Linked DNA regions of Mus musculus: region 1 is linked to region 2. Evidence: chromatin contacts called from ENCODE Hi-C or POLR2A ChIA-PET data. All regions are on one chromosome and are shown on one strand. Each heading gives the region's core, a stretch centred on a gene start or an enhancer-like site at or near the end of the contact. The rest is flanking DNA. Distances are from core to core; before and after follow the strand shown. Region 1 holds the start of Spaca9 (sperm acrosome associated 9). Region 2 holds the start of Tsc1 (TSC complex subunit 1).

Evidence for each region. Hi-C counts contacts between places; a loop is a spot of excess contacts on that map. ChIA-PET counts read pairs that join two places held with the same protein, here RNA polymerase II (POLR2A).
Region 1: POLR2A ChIA-PET joins it to region 2 with 20 read pairs in embryonic stem cell. The contact joins the promoter of Spaca9 here to the promoter of Tsc1 in region 2. A Hi-C loop is called at or near these places in 1 of 37 maps with a recorded cell type or tissue (T-helper 17 cell). POLR2A ChIA-PET finds 5 or more read pairs at or near these places in 3 of 5 experiments (Patski and embryonic stem cell).

Annotation. Positions count from the first base shown.
Region 1 is chr2:28,698,122-28,702,960 of GRCm38, forward strand. Spaca9 (sperm acrosome associated 9) reads right to left here and starts at 1,530. Exons shown (of 5, transcript NM_027283.1): 1 at 1,461-1,530. It overlaps Ak8 (adenylate kinase 8), which reads left to right and starts at 2,040. Exons shown (of 13, transcript NM_001033874.2): 1 at 2,040-2,153; 2 at 4,568-4,652. The coding sequence starts at 2,070.
Region 2 is chr2:28,639,691-28,644,203 of GRCm38, forward strand. Tsc1 (TSC complex subunit 1) reads left to right here and starts at 1,543. Exons shown (of 23, transcript NM_022887.4): 1 at 1,543-1,600.

The DNA of each region.
Region 1 (4,839 bases), core at 280-2,779, 58 kb after region 2:
TCTTGATCCTAGCAACTTGTGACATGAACACGTCAGGGATGTCACAGAAGGGGATGTAACTAGCTATCCAAAGTGATTGGCCCCTGACCACAGGCCTCTGCAGCCAAATTAGAGTGGATGAAAGGCCTGGATGCAGGCGCTGCTCTCTCTGGGGGAGAAGGGAGGGAAAGGTGATTACCCCATAGGTTTGAGGCTTTAATTGATTTGTATTTTTCCAGGCTGCTAAAGAAGATTAGATCGCAGTATGAAAAGCGCCTAGGGCTTAAAATAAATGAGCGGAGACGAAAGCCACTTCAAAAATGTCCAGGAAGCACACTGAACCCCCCCCCCCCCAGTGCAAGCTGCAGTGTGGCTGCTGCTTTCTTTGTTGGGGAGGCCTCATCTTTGCTTCCCCAGCTGACAAGTCTACCGAGGCCTGAGGCCTTTGAGGAAGCAGGTCTCGGGGACAGAGGGCTGCGCTGTGGCTTTACATGGGCAGGTGTCATTATCCCAGGTCAGAACGCTAGCTCTCAGCCTTGAGGCTCCCTCTGATTTCATTCTCAGCCCCTGGGCAAGACTTTTCCCCTTTGCTAGGCCTTAGCCTCTGTTTCTGTAAAAGGTGGGGGATTGGATAGAAACTCTTCAAGCTATTGAAACTTCCTCTCTGTGCCCAGCAGCTGTCGAGGGAAGAAATCCAGAAAGAGGAAATGACTTGCCCAAAGCCACCAGCTAACTCCTCTGGCCTGTCTTATTCTGCAGTGTCTTGTCTGTCTTCGGAGCAGAAGGTTTTCATCTGACTTGACACTGCCTGGTGCTGTGGCCCCCGGAGCCCCTGAGAGCTCCTCCAGCTTGACCCATGCAAACAGGTGAGCTACAGGAGCAGGAGTGACTCGGTCCCCAGCACTTGCTGCTCTTCCAGAGGGCCTGGGTTTAGTTCTCAGCACCTAGATCTATTGGCTCACTGCTTGCAACTCTGGCTCCAGGGTTCCAAAGTCCCTTTCCCAGCCTCTGCTCTTCCTCTGTCCCACCCTTATACACATTAATACATAAAGATAAAACTTGTGAGACAGGAACGATTGTTGTCCAAAGTGAGGTGAGATTAAGATTAGTCTAAAGATTAAGTGAGATATCACTATGTACCCACACTGTCCACTCCCTATAGGCCAGTCACTGTCGGGGACTTCAGGGTAGTTGTGGGAGGAATGCCTGAGTGTTCCCCACTGCTCAGGGTAGAAACTTAGGCTCACTGTAAATCTGTCAAATTTACAACATCTAGAGTTGGACTTGTGGCTATCATCGTAGGCTGTGTGTACCTCCCTCTGGGTTACTACACAGAGTCCTTCCTCCACGATGCCACCCTTGCCTCTTCCACAGCTACACGCAGCTTTCCTCCCCCTAGGCCAGGACACCTCCACCTCTTTCTCCCCCACTCCCATAGTGTTTTCGACCCAGCTCGTCGCCGGCGCTCCATCCCCCTTTACCCTGGTTTGACTTGGACTGGCCTTCGCCTCACAGAGTGCCCAGAAGCTTGCAGTGCCTCCGTGGGTGTGCGGCCCCGAGGGCGGGAAGGCCCCTCAGGAAATGGGCGTGGGCGGGGTCGAGGCCATAGAGGCCAGGCAGGCTTGGCCGATTGTGACCACAGGTGCTATGGCAACCCGGTCACATGACTCGGCCGGCCGCCCAAACCAGGAGACCCGCCCAGTTTCCCCCCACCCCCACCCCCATATGATCTGGGCGCATATGACTTTTCCTCCTGTAGAAACCGGTCCCACGTCTGCCCCAGCGTCTTTCATTTAAAGATGGGGAAACTGAGATCCAGGGAGCAGGGTCAGCTTCCAGCGCCCAGATCCGCACAGTTGGCTACACCAGAAGCAGGATTTATTCTGTCATCCGATCCCCCATTGCTCTGTAGCTCCACAGGCGTTCTGGGGTTTGCTTTGTGGCCCTGGGGAGGGAGAGCCGACTGCAGATCAGGACCTCGGTGGATGGAATCCGGGACCAGGACTCGCCCCAGCTGAGGCGCTCACCGATGACGCATAGCTTGGCGTCCCAGCAACGCCGTTACTAAGGAGCGGAGCGCTGTCGGAAACATGGATGCAACCACAGCCCCTCATCGCATTCCCCCGGAAATGCCTCAGTACGGGGAAGACTACTACATTTTCGAGATGATGCAGGTGATCAGGCGCCCGAGGATAGGGAATACGGCTACCGGGCCGGGCCGGCAGCATGGTCTGGGGGGAAATCCCTTTCCTCAGTTTCCCCACCTGTGAAATGGCGCAGTAGTCTCCAGGGCCTCTTCTGGCATTGTATGGGAAACCTCAGCCGGTTCCTGAGCCCTGAGTCTTACCTAAGCTGGGCCTTGGAAGCCCTAACAAGCTAGGCTCACCCACCTCACTCCAAGACCAGTTAAAGAGATAAGCAACAGAAAAAAAGAAAAAGTCAGAGAAAGGCTTATTTCCTGTGACCACAATGGAAGGAGGAACACGTTCAAGAAGTTCAGTGACCTGCTTCCCGGGGCTAGTTTTGGGGTCCACACAAGTCTAGTGTGATCCCGCACCTCACTGACCCATATCTGTCTCCGTTCCACTCCCTCCTGCAAGGTGGTCTGACAAGTTGGAGGAAAACTTCCCAGGAGACCCGCCCCTCTGGCTGGTGCCAGCCTTTTCCTTCTCCTGGCATGAGGTTCCTGGGAAATTCCAGTTCCCAGGACCAAACCGATTGTCTCAGCCGTCAGGCAAAAGACACATGTGTTTTGTCTCATGAGGGTGTCTTTGACCCTGTTAGGACAAGTAGGGGACCGTATAAGTTTTAGATGGCATCCCTATCCAGGTGGTCTCCTCTGGGGCAGCATATTTTCTACATAGCCTCTATCCTCAGAATTGGCCTTTTGAAAGCCCTCGTCCCTCATCCCTTATACTAGCTCCCAGCTTGTCCTGGTTCCCAGGCAACTGTGGCCTTCAGCCAAACCATATCCCCATCTATGTGTGCTCCAGTTTTTGACTTGTGCTCTCCAGAGGTGAAAGTGACTTTTAGGGGCTGGACCGATGAGCTGTCTAACAGTCAGTGATTCTGGGGGCCGCAGGCAAACTAGAGCTCAGTTTCTAGTACCCTATACTGCAAGCCTAGCATGCACACGCGCACACGTGCGCACACACACACACACACACACACACACAGACAGAGAGAGAGAGAGAAGGAGGGGGACACCGTGCTGGCACATGAGCCCAGGCCAAGGAGCCTGAGTCTACTGAGCAAGCTCCTTTGGAAAGTGTTAATGGAGGGGAGACCAAGGAGTGGCCAGCCACAAATAAAACAGCAAATCTGGGGGCACGAGAGGGGTGATATATGATCCTGGCCTGCTTTCTTGTTGGATTGGTGGGGCGATAACCAGAATACTTTATCTTATTATCATTTATTTTCAAATAATCTTAGACTTGGGAAGTTATAAAAATGGCGTTCACCTCTTGTCTAGCTTAGGCCGTGTAACCTTGGTCTTCTCAAAGCCGTGAAGCAGAAGTGGGTGCAGTGCTTGAGCCTCCACTGCAGGCTTCTCCTGGATCTCACCCCCTTTCACCTGCTCTTGGGTTTCTGTGGTGGTGTGTACAGCTCTGTGACGTTTTATCAGATGTCTGTGGCTCTCATGGGATTCACAGATCCACTGCTGTTCATCCGTGATAACAGACTGTCCTCAGACTTGGCTTCTTTTTGTCTTGTCCTGAGAAGGACTCATGGCCTTATCAGCCCGAAGCATGCAGATGTGTTACCTGTGTAACCTCTTAGTCAAGAAGTGAACACAACATCTCTAAGCACAGAGCCAGCCCAGCTGTGCCACTGAACGAATGGTAGGGGGCTGGGGAAGGAGGGCTGAGGCCCCAAGAAGAGGAGGGACTTTCGGATGAGATCTAGAGTCTAAACAGGACTCCCCATTGGTGCTCTTGACTACTCTGCACCTCATTGTCCTCATTGGCCCTTCCTACCTCTCCTGCAGCCCAGCTGCTGTCAGCTCTCCAGTTCCCTGGTGTGCCACTCTGAAAACTGCTTCCTCTGACGTGTTTGCTCAGTTGGTTAAATGGCCAACATCCAGGACTATTTAACTGCTTGGCTGATAAGTATTCTGTCCCACTTTGGAGAGACTCAGCCACTAGTGAGGGCTTCGTTTCGTGGCTAGCATCTGCACTGGGTACCTACTGTAATTGTGTAGACAGGGAGGACCGCAAAACCCATGGAGTGTCGAGCAGGAATAGGAGAGGCAGGGAACAGAGGTACACATGCAGGCCTGTGCAGGAGCAGAGAGCAGCAGGGGTTTATCTGGTGCACTGAGAGCTGATGATCAAGAAGCCAGGTCAAGGAGCAAGAGGCGTTCTAGGCAGAAGACCAGCATTCACTGAGGCGCTGCAACAGGACAGCTGTGCAGGACCTCGGGAAGACTGTGCGGGAAACACAAAGGGAGATGAGGTGGGGACCTGACTGCTTGGGCTTCCTCAGGCTTCTGCTGCCAGTGACACCAGCAGATGTTCCAACAGGTGGTCCCCATGGCAACCAGGGTCCCTGCAGGTGTTAACCTCTTGATATCTGTTTGTGCCCACAGAACATGTTGGAGCAGCTCCTGATCCACCAGCCGGAGGACCCCATCAGCTTCATGATCACTCACCTGCGCAGGAACAATGATAATGGTGAGCACTCGCTCCAGTGTGGAGTAGCTGCCGCCCCCTCTACACCACACCATCCTGACTGTGGCCCAGAGCCTTCTGTCCTGCCTGTGCCTGAATGGGGATCAGAACAGAACAGGGAGGAGAGGTACTTTGACAAGTTGCAGTAGTTAATTGGAGAATGCCTTCTTTTTCTTTTTGAGCCTAACTA
Region 2 (4,513 bases), core at 293-2,792:
AAATTACGCTGTTTTAGCTAGAGATTAAGTGCACCTTTTTTCCTGTTTTTCCCAAATAGAATCAGAGTTTACGATTTAATCACACCTCAAAGCTTTTCTCTCAATACAAAGCAACCACTAAATACACACAAAATACTTATTTGTTAATAATTTCCCTGGCTTATCCAACGTGCAATGCACACGACTTGAAAGACTACAATTTGGGGGTGAGTGTACACAAACTCAATTATCTTAAGGACAAGGAGAGCCTCCTGGATGTATGCTTAGGAGAGAAGTCCTAGTTCCCAAGAAGGCCAGGCGAGGGCGCCATCTCCTCGAACTGGAGTTATAGGTAGTTGGGAGCTGCTGCCATTTGGGTTCTGGGAACCTAACCCTGGTCCTCTGTAAGAGCAACAAATGCTCTTAACGGCAAGGCCATTTCTCTAGCTTCCGCTTATCATCTTTCACTGGGTCTTATTATATAAGTTTAAGTATAATAAAACCCCAAACTCCAACCCAAACCAAAAAACAACAAAATACAGCAACAACAAACCAAAACAAAAAATACACAATGCCAGGTGGTGGTGGTGGTTGTGGCGGCGGCTGCTGGGGCAGCTGCGGCGGTGAACACCTTTAAAGCTAGCACCTTTAAAGCTAGGCAGAGGCAGAAGACTCTCTTGACTTCCAGGCCAGCCTGGGCTACAGAGCAAGTTCCAGGATGGGCAAAGCATAAAGAGAAACTTTGTCTTGGAAAACCTTAATAAATACATAATTAATTAAAAAAATAATACAAATAAGGAAAATAACAGCAAATGAAAACTATATACATTCTGATATCCCTCTAAAAAGCTTTGCACCACAGCCGGCAAGGTTTGAAAAGACTTGACACCTTGTCATGGCATGCAAGTAAATCAAGGTATTCTGACTTTACAACATAAACTGCATCCTCTGACTAAGGCTGGCCTCTACATGTCACTCCACAGACTCTTCTGCAAAGGAAAAAGTGGTGGTGGGGGAAAGCCCCATCCTTTTTGCTGCAATTGACAGGCTGTCCATCCAAGGGGATCCCAGAGGCTCATTTGGAAATAGGAACGCCTACAGGGAGACCCCAAAGGTGGCAGGTGTGCCAAAGACAGAGGGACCTGGCTCGAAAGGGCCAGCGCTCTCCACTGAGCCTAGCCCTGCCAGCTTGTTTTTGACTGTGCTTGTTCCGAGCGCGCGCCTCCTGTCACCATCACGTGGCCGCCCCTCCCCACCCCACCCCTCGGCCGGTCTCGTGGCTCCGCCCTCTGCGCCGGGACTTCTTTCGGCCTCCTTCAGAGTCACAAGATCTCTCAGTGGGCTCCCACCTTCACGATCCTTCCGCCGTCCCCGCCTCCACATTAAAATCTCTTTCGGTTTTATTTATCTCGGCCAGCTTGTATCGTCATAAGTGGTATATCCTGTCCTGTCTGGAGAGGCTGAGACTCTGGCCATCTGGCATTAGGCTCGGAGCGTAGTAGAGACCCGAATAGGGACTCTTTTTCATAGCGGAGGCCCCCGCCGCTCGAGACGCTTCACGCCAGGGGGAGGTGCTGCGCGTCCAAGATGGCGGCGCCCTGTAGGCTGGAGGGACTGTGAGGTAAACAGCTGAGGGGGAGGAGACGGTGGGTGAGTACGGGGGGTGTTTCCCCTTCTTTTCCTTGTGGGCTTTTCGGGGCAGCTCTGGCAGCGTGACCTCACGCTGTGGGGCGCTGCGGAGCGCGTTAGCCGAGTCGGGGGTCCGGGGAAGGGGGTTCGGGGAGCTTCTTCCTCGCCCTCATCGCGCGCTGGCTCCGGCAGGGCTCGGCTTGGGCTGCTGGGGCCCCGGGGAGCTGAGGCGGGCCTGCTCCGTCCGATGGCATGGCTGGCTGCAGCTCCGGGCCCGAGGTGGCCCCGCTAACCCGCCCCCCTCGCTTGCTGCGGTGACAGGCTCCCGCGGGGGTGCGCCGCGCAGGTCAGAGACCCCGGGCCCGGCACGGGGACCCGGGGGTGGGGTCGCGGCTCGAGCCTCTACTGCAGCCGCCGGGGCTGGGGGTGGAGAATGAATGAAGGCCGCCTGTGGGCACTGGAGGCTGCCCGGCGCCCGCCGTCTCGGGGAGAGTGTGCACGGCCGAGTGCTTGGCTCTGGGTGTACTTGTGGGTGTTTAATTGATGCTGGAAGACAGTTACCTCCAAGTCGGCAGAGGTGCTCGTTAGCGACAGCTACCTGCCCAGCCACTGCTGAACGCTCATTCATTCATTTGAGGACCTGGAGGACCCACTGCCTGCGGTCCCAGACACCTTTTTTAGAACCCAAGCACTTTCTTTGTGTTGTGGGTTAGAAGAGTTTGGCTTCTCGCGTGTTGGATTTGGAATGAGAGAGACGTGGGGATGGCGTGGAGTGTGGTCGGCCAGTAATCGCAACTATCGTTTTTTTTTGTTTTTTTTTTTGTTTTTTTTTTGTTTTTTGTTTTTTGGAGAGGGGGAATAGGGGGTGCCTGTGTGACCGAGCACTATTGAAAGTGCTTGGTAGCCATCCTGTCTTTGGTTCTGGACAAAGGAGAAGCAGTCTGCAGCCTTTCTAAATGAAGAAACTGAGGCCTGGAGAGAGTGGAATAATTTGCCCAAGGTCACACCCCCCTATTCTGAGACAGCACTGGAATTGAAGTCCGACTGGTTCCATTTGTCTGTTATTTGATTAAAGGTGGCCTATTATTAAGTGAGTGTAGTTAATCATTTGGCCAAGGTAGGGATATGTGTGTGTGTGTGTGTGTGTGTGTGTGTGTGTGTGGTGAGAGATTTTGAACAGGGTGCATTTGGTTTGTATGTCTTAAGCTTTTGTTTCTTACAGCACGGTGTATTTGGTAATCCAAATTTGGTTACAAAGTATTTTGTATTTTTCCATAAAACCGGTGGTATTCACTGAAAAAAAAAAGGCTGAAATCCTTACTTAAGAAAACGAATATGGAATTAGCACTTCACTTTACGTATTGTAAGCTGTAAAAGTACTAAAATAGACTAATGCTCTTCTGAGATATTTTGATTTATAACTTTAGGATCAAGTTGGAGTCATCTGCATTCAAACAGGCTGGGGAAGCGCAGTGGTAAATTCTAGGAAGCTTCACAGAGCCTAATCTTCTGGGAGCCTTTGATTTACTGAGCAACCCACCTGTGATTTTTAACTTGAGCGTCGCTGAATAAACCTGGGATATGCAAATAGGAAAACTGATTTAGAGTTTTGTAAGGAAATGCCCCTTTAACAGTCATACATCAGGCAAACGAGGCTGTTCAGACTTTTGTAACCACCTGGTGTAAATGTAAGGGGTATTTATAGAGGATGTGAACAGAAAATACCTTCTTACTAAAGTTAATATCTTCTCTAAAAACACCCTTACATCATGGGGCTAGAAGGGCAGATGATGTAAGCTTTCTTAGCTTCATGCATCTCTTGGTGTCATGAACACTTGGTATGCCCCTAAATTCCTAGGTAGAAGGAAGCAGGCTGGCAGTTTCTTGCATGTTTTCAATAAGCTGGTGTCTGCAGGCTTGTGTCTCAGCGCCACGCTTCCTCATTGGCTTACGAGCAGAGCTACCTGGTCCTGTGGATGCTGTGGTATGGTGCTTTCTGTGCAGACTTGTGAGAGAAAACTGAGCAGTTTGACCAGGGCAGAGCTAGCACAAACCTGAATATGTAATGGTTACAGGAGAACAGAATTGCCAGAAGCAAAGAATTCCAAATGAATTTACCTGACCCTCTGTGTGCCTAATATCTGTCCCCACAGTAGGCACACCTGTGTACTCTGTCCTTGAGGTTTTCGTGCATGGGGTTTTTTTGTTTTTGTTTTTTGTTTTGGAAGAAGTCTTCTTATGTGTTCCAAAAAGATACTTGATCATGGACTTAAAGTAACATTTTGGGTTATTTGCTTCTTTCAATTTTTTTTTAAAGATTTATTTATTATTATACATAGGTACACTGTAACTGACTTCAGACAGACCAGAAGAGGGAATCTGATCTCATTATGGGTGGTTATGAGCTACCATGTGGTTGCTGGGCTTTGAACTCAGGACCTGTGGAAGAGCAGTCAGTGAGTGCTCTCACCCGCTGAGCCATCTCACCAGCACGCTTCTTTGAATTTATAATTTATTGCAGAGGCCTTTCTTAAGCTATCTTCTAGCCTATTTGTGAAGTTGTGGTGACTTTGAACTTTGCACACAGCTGGGTTGATCTATTCTGTCTTCTTCAAAATTTTTGAGGCTGCAGGTATTATTATTATATTAGTTCCAGTGCTGTACTGAGTGATATTCACTTCTGGAACTGCCTGGGTTCTTTAATGCCAGGTTTCTGTGATTCCAGCTCGTCCTGAGCTTTAGTAAATACTCCCGAGTAATGAGAACTGGTGTTGACTCTATGTTAATAGTTCTATAATGACAAAGAAAATGAGTGACTCCAGGGCTGGATGGGACATTGAGGTTAGTTACCTTTAAACAATGCTTCCCTGTATGCTGTCTTATAAATCCCCCTTTTAAAGACAAG